2 separate regions of the Mus musculus genome follow, and region 2 is linked to region 1. Evidence: chromatin loops called from intact Hi-C (ENCODE). Cell type or tissue: heart. All regions are shown on one strand. Links, peaks and the distances in the headings refer to the core of each region. The heading gives the core; the rest is flanking DNA.

What was found. Hi-C counts contacts between places; a loop is a spot of excess contacts. Peaks named below come from ENCODE experiments on the same cell type or tissue, not always from the same donor. Only the 100,000 strongest peaks of a DNase experiment are listed, where the experiment ranks them.
Region 2: it touches region 1 in a loop (2.2-fold over the local background); 3 of 42 quality-filtered maps call a loop at or near these places.

The regions. Positions count from the first base shown.
Region 1 is chr1:162,002,650-162,008,030 of GRCm38, reverse strand. The region is part of intron 20 of Dnm3 (dynamin 3); the gene reads left to right. It overlaps 2810442N19Rik (RIKEN cDNA 2810442N19 gene), which reads right to left and starts at 3,062. Exons shown (of 3, transcript NR_040562.1): 1 at 2,697-3,062; 2 at 2,209-2,595. In heart, for the core only: a CTCF peak has its summit at 2,692; DNase peaks (open chromatin) are centred at 2,470, 2,750 and 3,940; H3K27ac peaks cover 3,499 bases.
Region 2 is chr1:162,181,532-162,186,912 of GRCm38, reverse strand. All of the region lies in intron 14 of Dnm3 (dynamin 3), which reads left to right. Among named protein-coding and RNA genes, the nearest start is that of Dnm3os, 33 kb to the left of the region's middle. In heart, for the core only: no CTCF peak of the experiment used is centred there; a DNase peak (open chromatin) is centred at 2,752; H3K27ac peaks cover 2,033 bases.

The DNA of each region.
Region 1 (5,381 bases), core at 166-5,165:
TTGCTAAGGGACCTTCTTCCTTTTTCAACCTGAATCTTGAGAAACTCCCACCACAACCCAGTACAAAGGGTACCCCCTGGTTCCCTGCTGGCCTTCCAAATTACAAAGGCAATCGCAGAACTTCTAGAGGCAAAAGATTTTTTAAGCCACCCTAATGTGTGCCTAGCCAGTCTTCCTCCCGATACTCTTTAGCAATCAGTGATCACGACTTTTCTTTTCGCCCTATTCCAAGGTCGTCAAAGCCCTTGGCGTGGCCCAGGAACCTTGAGTTTTCCATCTTTTTAACCAGAATCTTTACCATACCTTTCCATTTCAAATATACAGGGAGAGTTGGGGCAAGGGGTTGAAGTCACTTTTGACTCAGCTTTGCCCAGCCACTCGGCTGTTCTGGTTTCTGTGTTTTGGAGCCTTTTGGTGCGAGAGCAAGAAACACTGCAAACTGCACGTGGGTTTTAATTACTTCCACTCGAACTAATGAGCCTCCTACTAGCATGGATACCCCTGCCATTAGTAAGCTGGGTTACATAAATCTGTGATCTTTGGGACATTTCCCCCTCCCTCCCCACTCCCTCCCGCCACAGGCTTGACTATCTAGACTGTCCCATGTCTCCTGCCTCCATTCATGCTCTCTGACAAGACAAAGCTCCCGGTCCCCATCAGACACCAACTTCAGAGTTAGTGTAGCTATTTTCAGTTACCACTTCTTAAAATTAGATAATTGGCAAGTGTAGCCTTTGATATTAACAGAACAAATTAGCTGAGTCCAAGTGTGTTTTTCCTGGCACTAGCTAACTCTGACACTATTTCGATTATTCGTCCTTACCCCCCCCCAAGCCCAACCCCTGTCCACCCCTTCCCTAGGACAAAGCTCTTTTGCAATGGTCAAAAGGGATAAGGGTGTGAGGAAGGGTCTCTAGCCAAGGGAGAACAGACTTCACCTACCTCATCACTCAATATTCCACTTTTTAAAAAGTCGAGCTAGAGAAGAACTTTCTCGGACCCACCCTCGTTCACCATCTCTGATGGTTTCTTTTAAAAATGGCCAAGCCTGGTTCACTCCATTTGGCTTTTGCTTTAGCTCAACCCATCTGACCGAAATCAAAAACTGATCCTTTAAGTGATGTTCTTGTGAGCCTTGCAAGGAAGACAAAGCCCCCATGGTGTGTACATAGGCCCAGGGCAGCACTAAGACTTCACCCAGAGCTCCTCCATGGTGTCTTCCATGGTTTCTTTGACTTACCAGAGCACACTGCTTGCAGAAAGATGTACATGGCCCCTTTCCAAAACAATTGATGCCCTATATTACAAAAGTTAAGGCCCATTGGTTTTCATCATAATTTCGTTTTAAATGTTTGGTCTCTGATTCTGATGGCCTTGCATTGCCTAACCGTAACTCCCAACTCTTTCACACATTTTATTTGTTGTAAGTTACAGTTAGCACAGCATCCTTTCTTTCTATTTGGTGTATAAAGTCTCCTTGTTTTATTTGAGGTTTCTATTCATCTTTGTAAGCAAGTTCCCTAGATTTCAAGCCAGGACAAACCCCAACCCATCATTCTTCTATCTTTGCGTTCCTCACATCAAGGTTTGGTGCCGTGAAGGAGGAAGCTGTCGAGCCTTGAAGTCGAGGGGCTCAGAGTACATGGAAATTAAGCAACCCGTGTGACTAGCCTGGGAGTCATTCCCCTGCGGTCACACACGGAAACATCCTGACTTACCCTCTCCTCTCCTCGACAGCTCTCTAAAACTGTGGTGTTTTTAGCAGCCAAGTGTCATTTGGACAAGTGGTGAAATCACCTTGCGATTTGTGACATCAGCTGTGAGGCAAGCTCTCTGTTCTCCTAACTAGCCAGCCTTCCTTACAGAAAAAAATAAAAATCATACCCAGACAGTCTGGATTGTCAGGGAACTGTTTTTGTTTTTTGTTTTGTTTTTTTTTTCAACAACTAGATTTAAAAGTAAAAAAGAAAAACAAGCTATATTATAGCTCAAAAATATAATTGCTAAAGACAGAACAACTTTAAGCTGTTCTTACAATTCTTACAATCAAGGTATCTCATGAGGCAACCCTTGATATTAGAAATAAATTGGTGCTGAGACCTCCAAATGTAATTAATAATCTGCTGCAGGTTCAACATTAGTTGTCATAAAACTAAAATTTCAAACCACTGTTCTCTAAAGAAAAGTGTCCACTTTAATTAAATATACCTCCAAAGGTGCAATCTATTTACATGACGGTTCTTATTCCAGTATCCTGCTTCAATTCTTATGACAATGTACTAGTCCACTGAAAGGAAGCAATGGCGAATGTCAAAGGTTTTCTTTCACTCTTCAGGTCCTGTTTCCAATATGGTTTAAGTGAAAGTCAAATTATTTTGGGGATTTCCTCCTTGGGCCTAACTAAGGAAGTAGAGTCGACTTTACACAGGCATTTCCACTCGGCCACAGTTCAGATGCCTGGCGGTCTGTTTAGGCAAGGCCCACATACATTACCGGTGTCTCCTCGGGTCAGAACCTGTGAACTCTTTGGTGGTGTGTAGGCAGACTCACGTTTGCCTTTCTCTTTTCATTGGGTCTGAATCTTTCCCACATATCCTATGTGGCAGGAAAGTAAAAGCAAAAAGGGAAATTAGGAAAGATTCCCGTCATGCAAAACGCAAATAACACGAACGCAGACAGGAGACAGCTCCTCCTACCGTACACTGCAGTTAGCCAAGCAGCGGGTGACAGGCCTCCAGTTAAGCAAACACAACTGCTTCCTCCGTGTCTTGTGTCAAGAACAAGTAGCTCTGACATTGTTCCCTTTGGAGATCTTTAGTCGCTAAGCTCCGTCACTGCAGGACAAGCGCTTTTGCATCTCAGGGTGCCCAGTTCTGCCCTGGGGTTCACCTGATTGATAGAGGACAACAGCCAAGACAGAGGCCCTGGCCAGGGACAATGCGTAATTGATTCCGATTATTTTTCCTGTGGCCAGTCAGCAGTAAACTGTCACCAGCTGTAATCCACCGAGTGTCCCTATATACAAGCTGGTGTCAGCTCGGAGAAAAGCGGGGAAATGCTCTACCATGTGTAAATAGACATCCAGACTTGCAGACACACATAGGCTAGCTAGGGCTCAAGTTTCTTTCATTGCCCTTGCTGGGAGGAAAAAGCGATTTTCAAGAAGGCTTCATGCTCAGGCATTCCTGGTCAGAGGGGATATTTTTCCAAGGCCTCGGAGACTCACGGTGTATGAATTGCACCTCTTTCACAGCTAACTTTTATCTCAGCAGTAAACTCTTAAGAAGAGGCTGCTGGAGGCTTCTTTATTTCCCTCTTTTCCTTTCCCCCAACTCACCGGCTACTATGAGAGATTAAAAAGTGAGACTTAGAAAAAAACCTTACACGGCAGACAGGAAGTTTAAACTAAAACTTGTCAGTGGAGCGTCTTGCTCTGTGAATGTGCCTGGGACGCCTAACTGCAGCAGCGGAAGAAAGGAGGGAAGGAGTCAGCTGAGCGCGTGTTGGCTCTGCTGGCTCCTCATGCATTTATCGATGCTTAAACATAGAATTGTTAAGTGCCCGGCGCTGACATTCCTTAGCCTACCCATGCCAAACATACTGGATGCATTGTCTGGGGAAACCTCTGGATCTAAACACGTATTTACACCCTTTAGTTGCCAAATGGTTTCCATCTGGCTCACCAATGCTGTTGCCAGAAGGATATTCCACTTCTGGTCAGGCTAGAGTTGTCAGGGCCAGAGTGGGGGTTTCTGGGAAGGCTCTGAGCCTGAGAGACACTACATGTTTAATGACGCCACATTACTTGAGCATTTACATGTTTAGATCACATGGCAGCACTAGCCCAAAATAGAACTCCAACGCAGGGCAATGTCGAAAGCCATGAGGTATTCAGGGACTCTCTCCACACCACAGCTCCCTCATTCCTTGCATCTGGCTGCTCCTCAGGCTTCAGAGCCACATGATAGGCAAAACCACAAATACCAAATGCTCTAATTTATTTTTAAGCATTCCCACCAAGCACTGAGAAATATCCACTCTTTGTTTTTCAGTCAGAATAATCGGTTCCCATGAATCACATGAACCCATTCCATTCACAGGCCCTGGGGGCGGGGAGCAGGGGTCGGAGCATAATCAAAAGGGAAATTAGCCAACTTCTCCACGTCTCAGCATCAGGGGTAGCGTTGAGCCTCTTGATCCAATTGCCCACACAGGGAGTGATCTAAGCACCAGAAAATGAAACAAGGTATAATGGCTCTCCTCCCTGCTCTTACGGAAACCCCACGAATGCACAGGTCAACATGAGAGTCGCCAATAAGCAGCATCCTTTCTTTGGTGGAAAGGATGACATAGAAGCTGAGAGAGAAGAAAATGAAGACTGAACCAACCTAGATACTCTACCACAAACATATCCAAAGCTTCAAGGAAAGGTCTGGAAACGGAGACAAGCTAAAATAAAGGTGGACATGATCTCTTATAGCCCCCCATAAGCCTGCAAGGCTGAGGCTGAGGCTGAGGCAGGAGGATCATGAATTTAAGGCCAGCCTTGGCTACAAAGCCAGTTCAGGCCATCATGAGGCACACAGTAAGATCCTGATCCATCTCCCACTTCAAAAAAGGCACACAGCGTGAGAAGGGCCTTAGTTGGCTTTCAGTATAATCAGGAAAATGGCCTTAGTCTACAACCGAATATCCCTTTTGCCTCCACCATATAAACATTCGAATTTGGCTTTAGATATTCTGAAGCAGCAGTATCTAGATGTCCCCTTCATCTGCACACTTCAGTATGACATTGATTTACAGGCACTTAGCCTGATTATCTGGCTATTTTGTTTTGTTCTTACTTTTTGAGTCAAAGTCTCACATAGTCTACTGTGTCCCTGAATTTACTTTATTGCCACCTCCAGCCTTGAATGTCTAATCTTCCTGCCCCTACTTCTCAAGTGTTCAGATTATAGGTGTATGCTATATTGTCCAGTGGGGAAAAATATATAAGGCATTTTATAATCCTTGAGGTAGCTTGCTTGACAATGAATACTAACGTAAGACGAATTCTGGACCGTGTGTATGCTTTTAAGTTCATAGTGTGATCTCAAAGATAATTTTAGGACTGAATGAAATTTTCCTTCAGGTAAACCTTTAAGTATCATGCCCCAGGTCTAACATAAGACCTGCCTACTCCCTGCCACTATGGTTGCAGTCACAAAGAAAGGCCGTAAAAAGATCTAAGCCCAACATCCACTGCTTTTTAAAAACATTCCCTATAGTGTTAGAAAGTGTTTTAATAACTAAAATAATAAACCCTCACGTCAGACAAGTTCTACAATATCTTAATTATTGGCTTTGGGGTGAAAAATGAAGGAGACATTAGTGGATGTGTT
Region 2 (5,381 bases), core at 169-5,168, 180 kb before region 1:
CTTTGTTTCTTAATTAACTCAGGGTACTGATGAATCAGGCTGCCTTGTGGCTGTTCTTGGTAGCTGTCATTCCAAGTGGAGGCCCCACATTTCATGCTTGCAGGCATAAGTGCTTCTTTCTTGAGTTTTTTGGGGTTGTTACAGACTACAGCCTTTTACCACAAGAATCAGGCAATGTTAACCTGTATAATGTGGGAAAGATCTTTAAGGCAAGCAGTGCGAGCTAGTCAGAGGTTAAGACAAACGGTAAAAGATTTAAAGAAGCTTTTAATGTAGTTCCCAGCTAGTCAAGGGAGGTAGATGAAGAGAGGAAATTTCTCTTTAAGAAGCATAGTTTAGTAGATAAAGCATAAAAATGATACAGGCTTTGTGTGCATGGAATGAACTTTTGATGTCTCTCACTGGTTATAAAAATCTGTAGGTTATGGGTCACCATAAAGACTTGCTTTTCACTTGCCATACATGTACATGAGAACAAAAATAAATAGGAAATTAAATGACAATAGGCCTGCTAAAGCGTCTTCCTAAGTGGAGCATGGGTGTCTGTATCCCTCTCTGCATGTGAGGTCACCACAACTTCCCCTAGGAATTAAAATTCTGTGCCTCCTTAGGCTGGAGTTCTAAGATTTGATTTGTGAAGTGTGAATCATGCCTCTGGTCCTTGTTTCATGTATCACAGGCTGGCTTTGAACTTCCCACGCAGTCAAGGATCACCTTAAAGCTCTGATCCTCCTGCGTTTACCACTGTAATGCTGGAATCAAGGCATGTGCTGCCCTCCCTATCTGGCTCACGTACTGCTAAGGTTCAGATGCAGAACTTTATGGACACCAGGCAAGCACTCACCAACTGACCCACATTTCCAACCCAGGGAAACAATGTAGAGGACTTTGAATGCCCAATGTTTCGTTTTTGTTTAAGGAAGGTTTATAAGGCTTGATTGCCAATGGTCCAACCATTCCTGGCTGATTACTGTCATAAAGCATCAATAGTAGAATAGTAATCCCAATTGCATTTTGAAAATAAGAGTTGACTTTTTAGTATCACTCTAACTGAGCAGGTACTAATTTAATTAAAGCTTAACTTTAGTGTCATAATGTACTGTCTTAGTTTCTTTGCCAAGAACTAGAAAGGCGGAGGCGGGAGGAGGGGTGCTTTATAAAAGGAAACTTGCCAGGAAAGGTAGTGTCCCATGGCAAGTATCCAGTATCCAGAGTGGGAAAGGTGTAGACATATGTTCATACGTGTATATATGTATGTGAATGTATGTGTACATAAACTTATAAACAATGATGAATAGCACTATGTCTGTATAAGTCTATTATTCTCTTCTACATTGTCTCCAGACACTCCCTAGAGAGATATATTTAACTGAAATCAGTTAGAGGTAGGGGCAGGTAGGAGCAGACCATAGTGTATTGTTGCAAGGTCTGCTTGGGAGGGCTTATAGGAGGTCCATTGCCATTTATTTATATTTCAAACATAATCATTCTTGAAAATTTAAATATATTGGTATTTGCTCACCATATGAACATGTAATTCCTTGATATTGAAAACACTTCACATTACCCAGCTTAAAAAACATTAGTATAAATTAACATTTACTCTCATAAATAAAGACTTGGTAAGTAAGTACTTAAATTATTTGTATGGTACCTTATGAAATATACAGCGATTCTGGATCTCAGAACTCAAATTCACCGAAACATTGTGTCCAGTCTGTTGCATGGTAAGACATTGGTTGTCTAAAATTTATATACTATTTGGTAAGTGCATTCAGATGTCTTCTTGTTAGAGAATTAGCAATGCAATGTATTAGCATTACTAATAATGAAACAGCAGCCATAGTAATATTAGCTGTGTCCGGGCCACTGGCTCAGTTGTATCATGTGGCTTGACTAATTTCCTTGTGGTGCAACAACTTTGCCCTGTAAAAATGTGGTTGGTATTGCTCTCTCATTCTTCTGAAAGGTATGGAAGCCATTGTCTCTGTTGCTGTATCTTGCAATTGCTGTTCACAAATACCCCCACTCCTTCCACACTTCGAAGTCAGGTCTTGCTCTGGCCGTCTGGAGTTGAGAGCTCGCCTCCACCTCTAGAGCAACCGGATGCCTAGGGGAACCCTTTGTCCTTTCTTCATGTTATACTTTTCAATAATTTCTCCGGGCGCATTGGTTCTTATATCTCAGGCCCACCGCCCCTTTCCTTTGTTTCCCCAGTCCTGTGCCCGGCCTGAGCAGCAGCAGGGGCCTCTCACTGTCCCCCTCTCTCCTCCACCCTTACCCTTTGGGCTTTCTCACAAGCAGCTCCCTGGACGGTCTTAAAAGGATAAGACAGATCCTGTTACTCTCTTGCTTAAATCTGCCAGAAGCTGTAGTTGCACGGGGCTTCAGTGTAGTCTTTAATTTGACTCCCACGACCCAGCCCTTCCCCCACAGCTTCACCCAGGCCAGCTCTTTCCCACCCAGGGCCTACACACCCTCAGCTCGAAGATAGAACACAATTAGAACATTTTCCCCCTCTGAATTTTCAGAATTCCCCTTCTAGTCCGAAGTCAGACCTCTCTGTTACACTCCCTTGTGACACCTTCTGATTTTCCCCTGGAACACTGATTCCAGTACGTAATCACTTATGTATCTAGGCATCTGTTCCTTGGTGTGAGCCCCAGGAGGCCAGGAGCTCTGCTCTCAGTGTTCACTCCCGACTCCAGAGAGACACACGTATTGCCTGGAATGCAGAAGGTTCAAAAAATGGCGCCAGGCCAAGCGCTGGGAATGCAAAGCTAATTTTACCCAAGTCCCTGGTCGATGTGAACTCACAGCCATTTAATGAGAAAAAAGTATGAGCAAGAATTGCTTGGAGCCACTCCATAGCTCAGAGAGGGTTTTCAAAGATGGCTTATAAAGATCAAGGAGGATAATTTATTTCTCTCAAAGTCATACGTAGGAAAGCAGCATCAGGACTTAAGAATCTGTCAGCTGGACAGACTGCTCACACTTCAGGACTCCATTACCACCACCGTTTGCAGCAACCCTGATAGAGATTTAGAGTTGTGTCAACCATTAGAACAGAAAAGTGGCTAGTTAATTTTAAGACTTTCTGACCACCACTCCCTACCATGTGTGTGTGTGTGTCTGTTTGTGTGTGCACATGCACACTCACAAGTGCTCTGTCACTGAGCCGTATCTCCAACCCCTCTTTCATGATTACTTGTGGCTTTCAGAGGGAAATCATAAACAGAGGACAAGAAGTCACATGCTTGTTAAGAACAGGCTGCGTCAGTGTCCCTGGTGTGAGGCTTTAACTTGCTGAGTAGTTATTGTCAGCATGTTAGACAGACACAGGCTGCTTCAGTGTGCAGGCATACGCCTTATGTCTCTGGAAATGATAACTATGTGATCAATAAGCTGCTATCTGTGTTTAAAATGTTTTACTAAGAATCATCTATGACATGAATGCATGTACTCAACCTAGATGCTTAGAAACGTCAAAGAACTTAGTGGAGCAAGAATGAGATACCTCCAAGCTACAAACAACAAACCTGAAACCCTTTGGCTCTTAAAACTTCATGCAGGCAAAAACATGCCCGTCGTTTTTTGCTGCTCTGTGCCCCATCTCCAGGGATTCTGTTTCGTGGGCTGTGCAGCATTGTTTGTGAGAACAGCTCAGGAGCCTGACTTGCCAGCTGCTGCCACTCTCTTGGGCCTCAGACTCTTAGTCTGTGATGTGAGGAGCACAATGCCTCTCATGCTACCTGGACAATAACTTCCTGATATAGAGAAAATACGCCCTTAGAGAATATCCTTGTTCTCAGTATACTTGAAGAGGACAGGGGATGCCAAGTTTAAGGACAGACCCTGAAATCTACTATGGATGTAGACCTAAATATAGATGAAATTCAGAACTGAAAGAGATGGTACTGCCAGCATCAAGCAGGCAGCATACATTGCTCTGTGATAACCTCTGGAATCTTCCTATCAAGGACATTAAGAACAATTAAGAACCCCAACAATCGCAAGCATAGGGGGTTTAAACATGTAGTCTGTATTTAACATCTCACAGTAAGATTTATTAAACAGGTAAAGACGACTGCTACTTGGTGAAAAGGGTTAATATATTTCCTACTATTCAGATTTCATAGCTTTTCTAAGACATATCCACCGGATAGACTAGATCACATCTGTAAAGGAATAGTCGTGTTTCAGCAGCTGGGAAGGGAGAAATTTAAAAAATAGGATTCTAGAGGTTGTTTAGATTGTGGTTCTCAACCTGTGAGTTGCCACCCCCTTTGGGGGTCAAATGACCTCTTCATAGGGGTCACCTAAGACCATTGGGAAACACAGAAATTTACATTATGATTATGAAGAATAGCAAATTACACTTATGAAGTAGCAATGAAAATAATGTTATGGTTGGGGGTCAGCACAACATGAAGAACTATTTTAAAGGGTCGCAGCATTAGGAGGGTTGGGACCCACTGGTTTAGAAGTTGAGACATTTTCATTATCACTTTTAAATAATTGCCCACACTGACAGTTAAATTAAATAGCGAAATGGGAAGAGCCAAGTCTGACCCTGAGAGGAGTCTGAACCACCCCTTTAAATGAATTTCACTGGTTCTATCAGACATTCCTCTTTTCATTTTGTCAATTTTTAAATGGCAGACTGTTTTGGAAAGTGTAAGCCAGGCATAAGTGAGGATGAAGAAGTCAACATAGATTTTATGGAGCACAGGATCTAGGCTTTGGACTTAATATGTATTTTCCACTATCTTTAGTGTCCTCCATTTTACAAATGTAGACTCCAAATTCCTTTCTCTGTAACCTTCCCTAATTGCTTCATGAGTAAATATACTATGGCACTGAGATGCAGTCTCCCGGCTAGTCTGAGTGGTCCTTGTCATCTTTCCTCTGCACACTTAAGACCTCATAGTAAATTAATCCATGAGTAGCTTTCCTCTCAATAACAGAGCAGCCAGAGAGTGCCAAGTATCTGCATTAAAAATAGATGTGGTAAGAGTAATGGAGGGGACAAGGGAGGGAAGAGAAGGGACCGGAAGCTTTGCCAGTCTACACATGAAGCAGATCTCCCTGTGAAGTGTCCTGGGTCCTAGCAGTCAGTTCTGCTTTCCTCCTCCAGGGGCTTTGGAACCAAAGCTAACGTGGAACTGCAGGCAGCCCCTCACATGGCCTTATGTGTGTAGGTGATGAGATTGACAGGTCCCCCTCTTGCTGTGTGAATGCCTGAGATGAAGACTACCAGTGTGTGCACTTGAGCTCTTCGCTTCGAATGTCTCCCTTCCACCTGTCCCCAATTGTATTCTCTCTTTGGGAAGTCGATTCAGAAGGAGCAGAAAGGGAGATCATACAAAACAGGGGAAGAG